3 separate regions of the Homo sapiens genome follow, and all the other regions are linked to region 2. Evidence: read pairs that join two places in POLR2A ChIA-PET (ENCODE). Cell type or tissue: GM12878. All regions are shown on one strand.

The links. Peaks named below come from ENCODE experiments on the same cell type or tissue, not always from the same donor. Only the 100,000 strongest peaks of a DNase experiment are listed, where the experiment ranks them.
Region 1: POLR2A ChIA-PET joins it to region 2 with 16 read pairs; 3 of 35 experiments call an interaction of 5 or more read pairs at or near these places.
Region 3: POLR2A ChIA-PET joins it to region 2 with 18 read pairs; 3 of 35 experiments call an interaction of 5 or more read pairs at or near these places.

Annotation. Positions count from the first base shown.
Region 1 is chr1:38,525,170-38,529,169 of GRCh38, reverse strand. It overlaps LOC105378658 (a long non-coding RNA gene), which reads right to left. Exons shown (of 3, transcript XR_947211.3): 2 at 793-907. Among named protein-coding and RNA genes, the nearest start is that of LINC01685, 52 kb to the right of the region's middle. RefSeq lists an enhancer at 1,520-1,639 and a cis regulatory region at 1,573-1,776. In GM12878, no CTCF peak of the experiment used is centred here; a DNase peak (open chromatin) is centred at 1,679; H3K27ac peaks cover 1,106 bases.
Region 2 is chr1:38,472,845-38,476,844 of GRCh38, reverse strand. LINC01685 (long intergenic non-protein coding RNA 1685) reads right to left here and starts at 1,649. Exons shown (of 3, transcript NR_146761.1): 1 at 1,021-1,649; 2 at 590-652; 3 at 361-458. The region is part of intron 2 of LOC105378657 (a long non-coding RNA gene); the gene reads left to right. RefSeq lists enhancers at 1,641-1,820, 2,101-2,210, 2,241-2,300. In GM12878, no CTCF peak of the experiment used is centred here; DNase peaks (open chromatin) are centred at 1,374, 1,914 and 2,230; H3K4me3 peaks cover 2,863 bases; H3K27ac peaks cover 2,892 bases.
Region 3 is chr1:38,557,677-38,561,676 of GRCh38, reverse strand. No RefSeq gene overlaps it. Among named protein-coding and RNA genes, the nearest start is that of LINC01685, 84 kb to the right of the region's middle. RefSeq lists enhancers at 1,616-2,231, 2,533-2,622. In GM12878, a CTCF peak has its summit at 2,978; DNase peaks (open chromatin) are centred at 1,652, 2,026 and 2,876; H3K4me3 peaks cover 1,547 bases; H3K27ac peaks cover 2,307 bases.

The DNA.
Region 1 (4,000 bases), 52 kb before region 2:
CTTTCATTGTAGGGGCAATGTTAACAGCTCCATTTTCTTTGCCTTGGGAATGGTGCCAGGAGGGAGCTACAACAGGCTTGGAAAAGAAACCTGCAAGATCCCACAGGTTCTTAAACTTGGTTGGCTTGGAAGGGACTTGATGGCCCCTAGTGGGTTTGAAAAAGTCTGTTGCAATTTGTGACCTGTCCTCTGAGCTTTTCCCCCTCATTTTGTCCTCAGAGGTTTGTTTACTCGAATCTCAGAGAACGGTTTGAAATAATTTATTCCTCCAGTCACTGGTTCTGAGAACCTACTTCAAACTTGGAGTGGCCACTGTAGCTCCCAAGAATGAATAAGACAGATTGTCCCTGCTGTTCTGGAGGCTGTCAGCTAGAGGGAGAGATGACTGCAACACATTAATTCACTAATTCTAATAAACAGCTGGATAACAGTAGTGCAGAGCAGCACAGGAGTAAATAATCTTGAAGGAGAGCTACAGGTTGGGGAGACCGTGGAGAGAGGGATGCCTGTGAAATGGACTTTGAGAAGAGGAGAATTCCAGTAGGAAATAGAATGGAAGAAAAATTTACTGAATTTTTTAGAATGGGAAAAAGAACAATTACACATTATTCTCATCAGCAAAGGATGGTGTTTGACACTGTGATGGAGTGAGAAAATGAAGGCATGACCCCTACCTTTGAGGACAGGAGAAGGGAGAAAGGGACAATGGCATAGTATCTGGCCAGCCATGCTGGTTCTATAATCATGGCACAAAGGAAATATTTTGGGACTATGGAGAAGAGAGATGATCACCTGTCAAAAAATAGTTGGCACTTGGTTGTATTTTTCTTTTGAGTTTCTGCTTAGTTTGTGATTTCCTGGAAAATGCCATCTCCTTCCCTTTCCCAGCCTCCATGCCACCATCTTTCTACAAATGAATTGGAAGGCAGTTAGTCCATCTCCTGCTAATGATAACAGCTACCATGCATGTATGGACTAGCTATGGCACATGGTACCTTATTAAATTCTCAACGTTACCGTATTAGTTATCTATTGCTGCATAACAAATTATCCCCAAACTTAGTGGTTTCAAACAATAGCCACTTATTATCTCAAAGTTTCTGTGACTCAGGAATTTGCATGTAGCATAGCTGGATCCTCTGTCTCAGGGTCTCTCGTAAGCTGCAATCAAAGGGTTGCTTGTGCTATATCGTCTTAAGCCTCGACTTGGGGGAGGATCTGTTTCTGAGCTCCTTCATGGGGTTGTTGGGAGGATTCAGCTCCTTGTGGGCTGTTGGCTGGAGGCGGTGCTTAGTTCTTTGCCACATGGTCCTCTCCATTGGACAGCTCACAGCAAGGTAGCCTGTTCATCAGAGCAGCAGGGGGAAAGGGCCAAGAGGGAATGCAAGCAAGATATAAGTCATAGTCTTATGTCTGAGTCTTAGAAGCGGCGTCCCATCATATTTGCCATATTCTTTTCATCAGAGGTGAGTCACTAGGTCCAGCTCACACCCAAGTGGCAGAGATTATATAAGGGCATGAATTCCAGGATGGGAGCTAATTTAGAAGCTCACTACCACAATCACTCTCTAGAATAGGGGTTCTGTCCTTTTTAGAAAAGGAAACTGAAACCTTGCTGAGGTTCACACACCAAGTGGCAGAACCGGAATGTGAACCAGCGTTCCTCCAAAGCCCGCCTCTTTCCATGACATCAGCCTACCCCTGGTGGCTGGTTAAATTCTCTCAGGACAGACCAGATGAGGTGTCACCCCCAAGTCACCTGTTCAGGTGGCTTTCTTGACAGCTGCCCAGCCACACACTGAGGTTTACACTCAAGCCGGCATCACTTTTCTATTCTCCCTGATCCTGAAAGCATTTCTTTCCATTCCAGTTTTAGACAGCAGTGAGGTACAGGAGAGGCCAAATACATGATGTCCTCTGTGAAGCTCCTGTCCCGAAAGCCTCTCACCAACTTCCCAGGGTCTGGTTGAAAGCACTTGCGTGAGAACATGCACCTTGCAGTAATGTACTTTTTCCACAGATGATTAATCAGGAGCGTCCCCGTATGGTTTGGCACAGATGGAGGTGAAGGAGACAGCCAAATCGTAAATCCAAAGAAATGTATAGCTTCCTCATCCATCCCATTATTACATCAGGATGGCTGTGTTTCCCTTTACTGCTTGAAGATATTGAAGAAGTTTTGCATACTGACAGCCTCCAGAGAGGCTGAACCCACCAGGCAGTTTTTTTGGTTGAAAGTAACCAATGGGACATTGGTTTGGGGGAACTTAAGACTTTTGCCTCAGTTGATAGAAATTGCTTGTTAGAAGTTCCAAAAGAAACTGTTAAGGCACTTAATATTTGCTGCTTTAAATTGAAGTTCTTTTTTTTTTTCTTTTTTTCTGAGATGGAGTCTTGCTCTGTCACCCAGGCTGGAGTGCAGTGGTGCCATCTCAGCTCACTGCAACCTCCGCCTCCCGGGTTCAAGTGATTCTCTTGCCTCAGCCTCCCGAATAGATTACAGGCGTGTACCACCATGCCCAACTAATTTTTTTTTTTTAATTTTAGTAGAGACAGCGTTTCACCATGTTGGCCGGGCTGGTCTTGAACTCCTGACCTCAAGTAATCAGCCCGCCTTGGCCTCCCAAAGTGCTGGGATTACAGGCGCAAGCCACTGTGCCTGGCCTGAAGTTCTTTCTTATTTGCATTTTTTCCCTCTGTTTTGAAACTTCTCAAAGATTATTATCTTTATATCCACACATTTCCGACACATCTTGCCCATGGTAGGTGCCTAACAACTCTCTTTTCAGAGCATGTGTAACTATCTCTTTAATGAATTTAAACAGCCGTCTTTATATTCATTTTAGTTCAGTCTTTCATCTTTTCTTAAGTCTGGAGTGACAGAAAGCTCCCACACTCGTAGCAGTTCGTACCTACAGTGGTTCATTCGGTCTTTGTGGCCAGGAGGTGGTGTTGCATGAATTTGTTATTGCACGTTTAAGACTTTTATAATTACTGGAGGAATTTTCTGATGAGCCCATGGTAGTTTATTCTGATTCTGTGAAATTCAGCTCTACAGGGGACATCTGTTGTCTGTTCCTGGTCTTGTCCTGATTTCTGGGTCTGCCGTACACAGGACACTGACCCTCACTGTGCCATAGCTTCTTTTGATTTTTGTTAAAGGTAGAAAACAGTAAACCATCTCTGTCTTAAAAAGAGTGATGACAGACAAGTTTCTCAGTAAAAGGAACATTGGCCCAGGAACCAGACCTCTGCGTAAAACCTGCTTTATTTCTGATAGTGTCCCTTTTATGGGTGGTGGTAAAAACACAGACTTTGTCCTGCCACCTCCTCGCCACATTGCCTTGGTCTAGCAAGATACCTTCTGAGCCCAACCTTACCTGTTTCTATAATGACACTACTGTTATTATCCTGCTTACCTTACAGGGTCAATGTGGGAACCACAGGAAATAATGAATATAAGCCAGTCTACGATATGATGTTAAAGATTAATGATTGCAATAGCTATCTGTACCACACGGTTACTATGTGTTGGGAACTGTATTAAGTGCTTTATGTGAATTATCTAATTTAATCCTCATAACAATACTATGAAGTGGATAGGATATGCCCATTTTACAGATGAGGAAGCTGAGGCCTAGAAAGGTTAAGTGGCTTGCCTGAGGTTATGCAGCTAGGAAGTTGAGAAGCTAGAATTCAAACCCAGACAGCCTGACTCCCAAATCCATGAATTGTTTTATCTACACAAAGCTGCTGCACATTATAAGGTACTATATAAACATACAATTGTATTACCTTTCCTTCACCTTATACAAGTGTAAGGTGTTGCTATTTTATTTTTCACATTTAGCTACAGAGTACATTGAAATCTGTGGCCATTCACAATGTAAGAAGCACATAAGATTTTCAACACGGGTGCCCAAGACCATTCAATTGGGAAAGGACAGCCTTTCTTTTTTTTTTTTTTTTTTTTGAGACGGAGTCTTGCTCTGTCGCCCAG
Region 2 (4,000 bases):
AATGTTTACATAATTGTTGAAAAGAGGCTTTTTCAATGTACCTGTTTACACTCTTTCCTTTTGGAAATTCTTTCAGCAATCAGGCCGTGGAGGGCTCTCAGGCTGCACTTGCCGCCCTTGATTGCGGAGGGAGGAATGAAAGGCCCGTCAGTGAATCGCTGGGAAAACATTCCCTAACAAACGCCCTCTAATGAGGGGGCGCCGCTTTCGCTGCGGCTGCGGCGGTGGAGAGGGCGCGGGGAGCGGAGGGGCAGGGGCGCGGGCCGGGGGGAGGCCAGGCCCGGTTTTGTGGCGGCGCTCCTGGGTGGGGGGGGCGCGGACCCCGGGTCTTTGTGTGCAAATTTCCCACCGGGACCAAGCGACTTTCCACAATTTAATTAAGTGGCTTTAGAGTCCGGAGTTGGCCTAACAAGCTCCTGTTCATGAATGAAAGATTTGTCCGCAGCAGCGGGGGCCGGCTGAAAACAAAGTGGGCCGCAGTTACCCTGGATCCGGCCGGTTTCGCTGCTCCGCGGCCAGCCCCAGCCTCCCGGGAGCAGGAGAAGGCGGCTGCGGGGGCTGGCAGCGGTCCTTCTGGGACGCGTCTCACCTAGCTCGCAGCAAATATGCCATCCATATGCCCAGGATCACAACCGAATCAGCTCCATCAGGCCTGGCAAAGAGGCATTTAAATTGCTAATATTGCACTGGGGAACGACGACAGAACTGCCTGGGCTCAGCTCTGTGGGATCCACAGAGACAAACCTGGGGGTGGGGGTGGGGTGAGTTGGGGATGGGTTCGGAAAAAGTCCAAGTGAGAATCACTAGAAGCTGGCTATTAGGAGGGGCGAGAAGTGGGGATCCTTGGTAGAGAGATGCCAGGAGAAACCGTGGCAGAAATGCGCCCAGGGTGGAGCGCTGGTGCTGGTGGGCCACTCGGGCCCCTTTTCCATCCATTATTTCTGAAGAGAGGCCAGCTGGAGTTTCTACAAAGGCTGCTCTGCTCCAGGGAGGCATCCCCCCACTCCCCAGCACTCTTACCTTTGAACAAGACAGGTTTTCTAGAAAGACAAAAAATATTGGCTGGTTGGAAGAAGAGAGGGGCCAGCTGCCGCTGTGAAATGTTCCTCGTTTACAGTTGTTGAGTGTCCCTGCCCTTGGCTGTGGTCTGTCAAGCAGGTTTGGGATCAGGGGGTCTTTTGCAGCTACTTTCCAGTGGAGGGTTCAATGAGTGTTTTTCTCTGACTGTATTTTTAGAAAAAATTATGATGACAGTTGTTAGGTCTCAGGCAGGCAGGCAGGCAGCACATTCCATTACAAAGTTAGCATGAAATCAATATGTAAATAACCCTTTCTAACTGGCAGCTATTTTTGAAGGCAGAACGCACCGGATGTTGCAGGTTTGTTCCAGTTCACTTTAAATACCTCTCTGTTCTCAGAGCCTGTGAATGTGCTCACATTGAGAAGAGCCTTTTCCCCTTTTCACTTGATCTTTGCAGCGTCCCTGATAGTGGTAATGCCACCATGAGCTTTGTCCTCAAACCTCCTCCTCCATCATTTAAAAATCAGATTGACAAGACCCGCACCAGGCTGGGAGTGTTAGTTCCCCTTCGGCATGGTCATTTTTCAAAAGCACGGGTTGCTCCAGGAAGGGTACAGGCGGCAAAAGCCGTGGCCATCCGCGGAAAGAATTAAAGGAGCGAGAAAGCCCGAGAGGCTGCGATCAGGGTTGAATCAGAGATTCAGGCAGTCACTGCCAAAATGCATGGAAGTCATTGCCAAGACATAAAAGGTCAGAGGATACCAGCCGTGAGAAGAACCAGGTTAGAACCGTGACTGCAGCTGAACAGGAAGAAACAGGTCTCAAGGTACTCCTGAGTGAGCAAGGGCCTGAGACCGAAGGTCTTTGCATAGTTCCTTGTCAGTAGTGACAGTTTTCATTGTGGTTTAATTTTGAAACTAGCTGTGCTGTGTGTATCTGCATGAAAACAGAAATACTTCTAGAATGTTTAGTGTCAGTCATGGATGGCGCCACAATGCCTGGTGTGACATATGGGGTGTGCGTATGTGTACATGTGCTTATTTATTTCCTGAATTCAAAGGGGCAATGAAGTTCAAGCTGGGGCCTAATAGTAATGATTCCTACAGTTACTACTATTCTATGAGTTTTTATGCACTTGCAGTTCTACAGTCTTTTTTAAATAATTGAGTTGAAATCTGCTTTGCTGTAACGTATATACTATGGACTTAGACCCAAAACAAGGCTTCCTCTGCCATAGAATCATCTTCAAGACAGGTGGTGTCTCACTCAGAGATTTCTCTATTCCTAGATAAATAGTTCTTGTTCTTCAAAGATGGGAGTCCCCTCCCACAAGGAGACTCCATCGGGTCCATGTGTTGCCTCCATGTTCTTGCCATTTAGTGCATCTCTGGAATGAACCAGAAACAGATATTCCTCTTGAGGATTTTCAGTGTGATTTAACTGCAAAAGGACTGTCTCTCTGCCGGGAAGATGCATTTGGGGTGAGGCTTTAACTCTCCAAGTGCACAGAGCTCTGTCTTTTATTGCATGAAGGTGGTCAGATGAGGTAGAAATTTGACCTGTTCTTTCTGGGCCTGGAAGGCAGAGCTATGATCACCGAGGAAGGGGAAATATTACAGGGAAGTCATATTTCAGCTTAAAGGTGGCATGAAGAAGAATTTTCTAATGAAGAAGAAATGACATGCTTTGAGAGGTAGTGAGTGTCCTACAACCTGGAAGGATTCAGGCTGGGTAGAGGGTTTCACCAAAGGTAACTTCCAACTCTGGATCTGGTCATCCGTCCGCTTACGCATTTATTGATGCATGCTAGATGCAAGGGGCCATTCCGGGCTCTGAGAGGTTTCATCATAGAAATTAATAGAGAAGGAACTGATACTTTTTTAGATTGGGATAAAATACACACAACAAAATTTATCATCTTAACCATTTTAAATATACAGTTTAGTGGTATTATGTTCACAATGTCGTGCAAACGTCACCACTACCTTAGAACTCCTTTCATCTTGCAAAACTGAAACTGTATCCATTAAACACCTTCCCATTTCTCCCTATCCTCAGCTCCTGGCAACTACCATTCATTTTCTGTCTATAAATTTGACGACTCGAGATGCCTCATATAAGTGGAATATGAGGAATTATACAGTATTTTTCCTTTTGTGACTGCCTTATTTCACTTGGCGAATGCCCTCAAGGTTCATCCATGTTGTAGCATGTATCAGAATCGCCTTCCTTTTTAAGACTAACTCATGTTCCATTGTATGTATATATACCACATGTTGCTTATGCATTCATCTGTCAATGGACACTTGAGTTGCTTCCACTTTTTGGCTACCGAGAATCATGCTGCTGTGAATATGGATGTACAGATATATGTGCAAGACCCTGCTTTCAATTCTTTTGTGTATATACCCAGAAGTAGAATTACTGATCACATGATAATTCCTGTTAAATTTTCTGAGGAACCAGTATATTGTTTTCTATAGCAGCTTCATCATTTTACATTTCCACCAACAGGGCAAATTCTCTCCACATCCTCACCAGCACTTGTTATTTTCTGGAATTTTTTGACAGTCACTATTCTAATGTGTGTGAGGTGGTATCTTAGTGTGGTTTTGATTTGCATCTCTCTAATGATTAGTGATGTTGAGCATCCTTTCATGTGCTTATTGACCATTTGTGTATCTTCTTTAGAGAAATGTTTAGTCAAATCCTTTGCCCATTTTTTAATCAGGTTGGGTTTTTGGTTGTGGTTTAGTTATATATTCTGGATAGTAACTCCTTATCAGAAATATAATTTGCAAATATTTTTTCCCATTCTGTGTGTTATCGTTTTACTCTATTGGTTGTGTCCTTTCATGCACAGAAGTTTTACATTTTGATGAAGGTCAATTTATTTACATTTTCTTTTGTTGCCTGTGCTTCAGCATCATAGTGAAGAAATAATTGCCATAGCTTATGTCATAAAGCTTTTCCCCTGTG
Region 3 (4,000 bases), 85 kb before region 2:
GGGGCATTCATCCATGTGTTTTGAGACAAGTGAGTCAAAGATGACCCAAGACATCACTGGGGTCGTGGTCCTTCAGATCACTGGATTCCAGCAGGTGCCCCAGACAATTTCCCCAGCAACACCCATGGCCCCATTTCCAGCCCTGCTGACCAAGCAGTGTTCAAAGGAAACATTTCTGATATTGATCTCATCTGCTGCTGTGCAGTTGAACAAGTCGCTTCACCACTCGGAACCTCCGTTTCCTCATTGGTTACAACAACAGAACTGAGAAGTCTGTGCCAGGTACAGTTCTAGCTGCTTTACTTAATTCTCACTAACAGTTTTAGGATGTAGGTACCATGATCTTCCCATTTTACAGATCAGGAAACTGAGGTCACACATCTAGGGAGTATTGGTTCCCTCGTGGGGGTGGTCAGGGAACAGGCTCTTTGCTGGTTGTTCAAGTGGTGTGGTCTGATTGTCAAGGCACTCTGCAAGCAGTCCTGAATGAGTCTTAGGGGCCTCTGCCCCAATGAGATGAATGAGGCTGACAGCTAAGTTGATTGTCTACTTAGACAAAAGGGGCTGTTTCTACCTTCCTCGCAGGACAATTACTTATTCTCTGCTATAAAATGCCCCTGGTGCCAAGACCTGTGTTGGTAGAGGCAGTAAACCAAGCAGGTTTAGTTAAGGAGCCTGACTACCCAGCCCCGTCACTCACTCTCTAGCTGTGTGACCTTGGATCTTTATTCTCTGAGCCTTGATTTCCTATTCAAAAATAATAATAACCACTTCGATAAACCATTCTGAGGCTTAAGTGAAAACAAACAAATGAAACTTGTAAAGTAGTTGGAACAGTGCCAGACACATAGTAAGCACGTAATAATTTTTGTTGTTACTGGGGTCCCAGAGAGGAATCTACCTGATTGCTGCCCCAGGAGCCTTGTGACTCTGCTCCTGCCCATGGTGACCTAAGTCACATGCCCGCTATAGCCCCTTCCTTCTTTCCAGAACCTGTTCTCAGTGTTTTCACTCCCTAACCATCTCAGGCCTCTCTTCTTACTCTGTTTACCATTCCCGGGATTACAGGTTGTCTTCAGCCCTCGAAAGAGATGCACCCCCTTCCATGCACATATAGCATCCTCTGCAGCCTCAATAGCCGAAAATGGGGAAAATAATCCTCACGGCCCCAGCAGATGTGCAGGTAATAATACCGGGTTTTTTTTTCCACACTTAGTATGTGCGGAGTATCAAGCTACACACTTTACAAACATTAGCTCACATAATCTTGATGGCATCCTTGTGAGTTAGGTCCTGCTTTTAGGCCTGTTTTAGGGCTGAGGAAGCTCAGAGAGGTAAAGTAACTTTTCCAAGGTCACTCAGGTAGTGAGTGACAGAGCTGGGCTTCAAAACCTGGTGGCTGACTACGAAGGCCATCCCCTTAACCCTAATCCTAACCCTGGGGCTAAGCCCCCAGCACAAAAAGCTAAGGCCTACCTTAGGTACTCAGAAAATGTCGTTTCCTTTCCTCTGAACCCCACGCTGCATTGCAGAGGCCCCCACATTTACAGGGTTGGCTGAGCCTGAGTTCGGGAGTTGTTAACTTCTTAGTACTTCTCTCTTTGCCTCATTATGGGGTAAAACTGCATTTGGTTTTTAAAATTCCCTTTTTATTTAGTCGCTGTGAATGTTAAGAACTGCCAGTACTGGAAGCTGAGATCCCATCCATATGCCAGGTTTTAAATAGCAGACTAGAAACAAGTTTACACAGGAAGATCAAGCTCACCCCAAACATGCAGCCACTGCACTGTTCAGACAAGAAGCCCGTGCCCCCGCCCCGCCCCTCCCGCTCGCCCCCCGCCCCGCCCCGCCCGCTCGCCCCAGTCTTCCCACTTCAAACGATTTCGGAAAGTCATCCTTCTTGTGTTAGAAAAACATTGCTGAGTTCCGTCTGCTGCTCTTCATACACGAAGAAGGAAGTGGTGACCCAGGGATGGCAAGGTGTGCGGTGGTGTGTTTCTTTTCTTGGCAGTGGTGGCGGCCTCGCACGATCCAACCGCATTCACCCCGGAAGCCGCTTCCACCTCCCTGGAGTCAGAGGTGCTCTGACGTTGCCCTGCGCACCGAGCAACACGAAGCTGCAAGCGGAAGAATCGTACCGGACTTGACCTTCCTGATCTGCCAAAAAGCGCTCCGTGACCTTGGCCAGTGACTTCCCCTGCACCACTCTGAGACTCAGTTTCCTCCTCTGCAAAATGCACGTAGCAGAAGGAGCCCTGATGGTTAAGTGCCTGGACTCTGGGATCACACTGCCGGTGTCCAAAACTCTCAGCCCCGCAGCTTCCTGGCTAACTCCTGTCTCAGTCTCAGTTCCCCTCCCTGTAAAGCAGAGGCCCTAGTAGTGCCTGCCTTCTAGAGTATGTTGTCGTTGTCGTGAGGGTTAAGAGCCACGGCGCTAAGCATTGAAAACGGGGGCCTGAGATGCGGTGAATAGCAGCAAAACACCAGTTAGGATCACCAGCCTGGGACTGCCTACCTCTCCACGTCCTTATGGGGGTGGCGGAGATTCAAGGCATGAGGGCCGCCAGCCCAGGACTTGGCACTTGCTCCAAAACCTCATGGCTGCACTCAGATCTGAAGTGGATCTCCACAGTCGGGGCGCAACGTGAGACCTGGTCCTCTCCCAGCCCATCCTTTTTACCGGCCTGAACTCACTGGGGCCTGTCCAGGCGGCTGGGAGGGGGCGGGGTTGATCTATGGGCTGGGTAACCTGCCTGGGGGAAGGGAGGGGGCCTCTGACCCGAGGGGTAAATCATGGACTTCCCCCAGGGCCCGTCAGTTCCCCAGGAAAGAAGCCCTGGGTATTTGTTATCTCAATGTTTCCCCTGAGGGGCTGACCACATGATTCATTTCACTCACACTAATTGGATGTAAATTAGATGAGAAATCAGTAATTTGTCCAAAGATTTGTCATTCCCATGGCTTTCCAGGCAGAGCAAAGCACTGGTCCTGCGAAGGCGCCCCCAGCTGTAAGGGAGGCAGAAGCCTGGCCTCTTCAGAGGAGACGATGAGCTGCTTCCTGGTGGCTCCTGTGTTTGCATTTTTTAAAAGAGGAGGGAGCTAAGGTGAAGATAGAAGGGGGCTGGGGAGAAGAGTAATGGAGGGGGGGAAAGGAGGTGAGAGGGAGAGGGGGAGGAGGAGGGGAGTTGGGGACGAGGGAGAGAACAGGAGAGGAGAATCAGAGCTTTCTCTGGCTGCTTTTGGCCGGCTGGAGGGGTGGAGGAACCTTCAGGTAATGTTATTTACCATCAATAGGAAAAAGGATTACTCCAGGCTTCTTTCCTTACAACAATATGCTAATCAACCCCTTGGGCCCACAAGGGTCTGGGAAGCCAGGCAGCTGCCTCTGTCGCATCTCTAGGAGCATGGCCACTGATTTAATGAGGGGGAGGGCAGGGCTCCGCTGGGCTCCTGGGAGTGGGATCAGACAATGACTGGGGGTGGGTGGCCGTCAGGGCAGCGTGGAAGAAGCGGGTCTGACCAGGGCGCCTGCGTGGAGAGGAATGGCAGCAGCCAGGGCTCCCCACCACCCCCAGTGCTGCTGCAGGGTCAGGTGAGAGCAGCTGCTCATGTTCTATTTATTAGAGAGACAGAGTCCCCTGAAGAAGGGTGGAAATGTAAATATTTTAAAAAATGAATCCGAGGCTTGAGTCAAGGGCATAAAGGAAGGGAGGGAAAGTGCTGAGTTTGGCAGGTAGAAAAAGGCGGGGAGGTCAGAAAAGGGTCAGAGGGTTCACTGGCCTGAAGACCCCTTTGAAGTAGTTGTATCCTAACTGTGACCCCAGCTCAGAGCTGGGGAATGCTAAGGTGGGATCCCTGCCCACCCTTCTGGAAGAGAGGCCGTAAGCTTCACTGCTGAAGAAAAGAGGAGGCTGTCTGGACTCCAGAAAGTGGGCCTCACCTGGCCAAGGAAGCTAAAGAGCAGAGGCAGAGGGCAGAGGCCCTGGACTCAGAGCAGAGG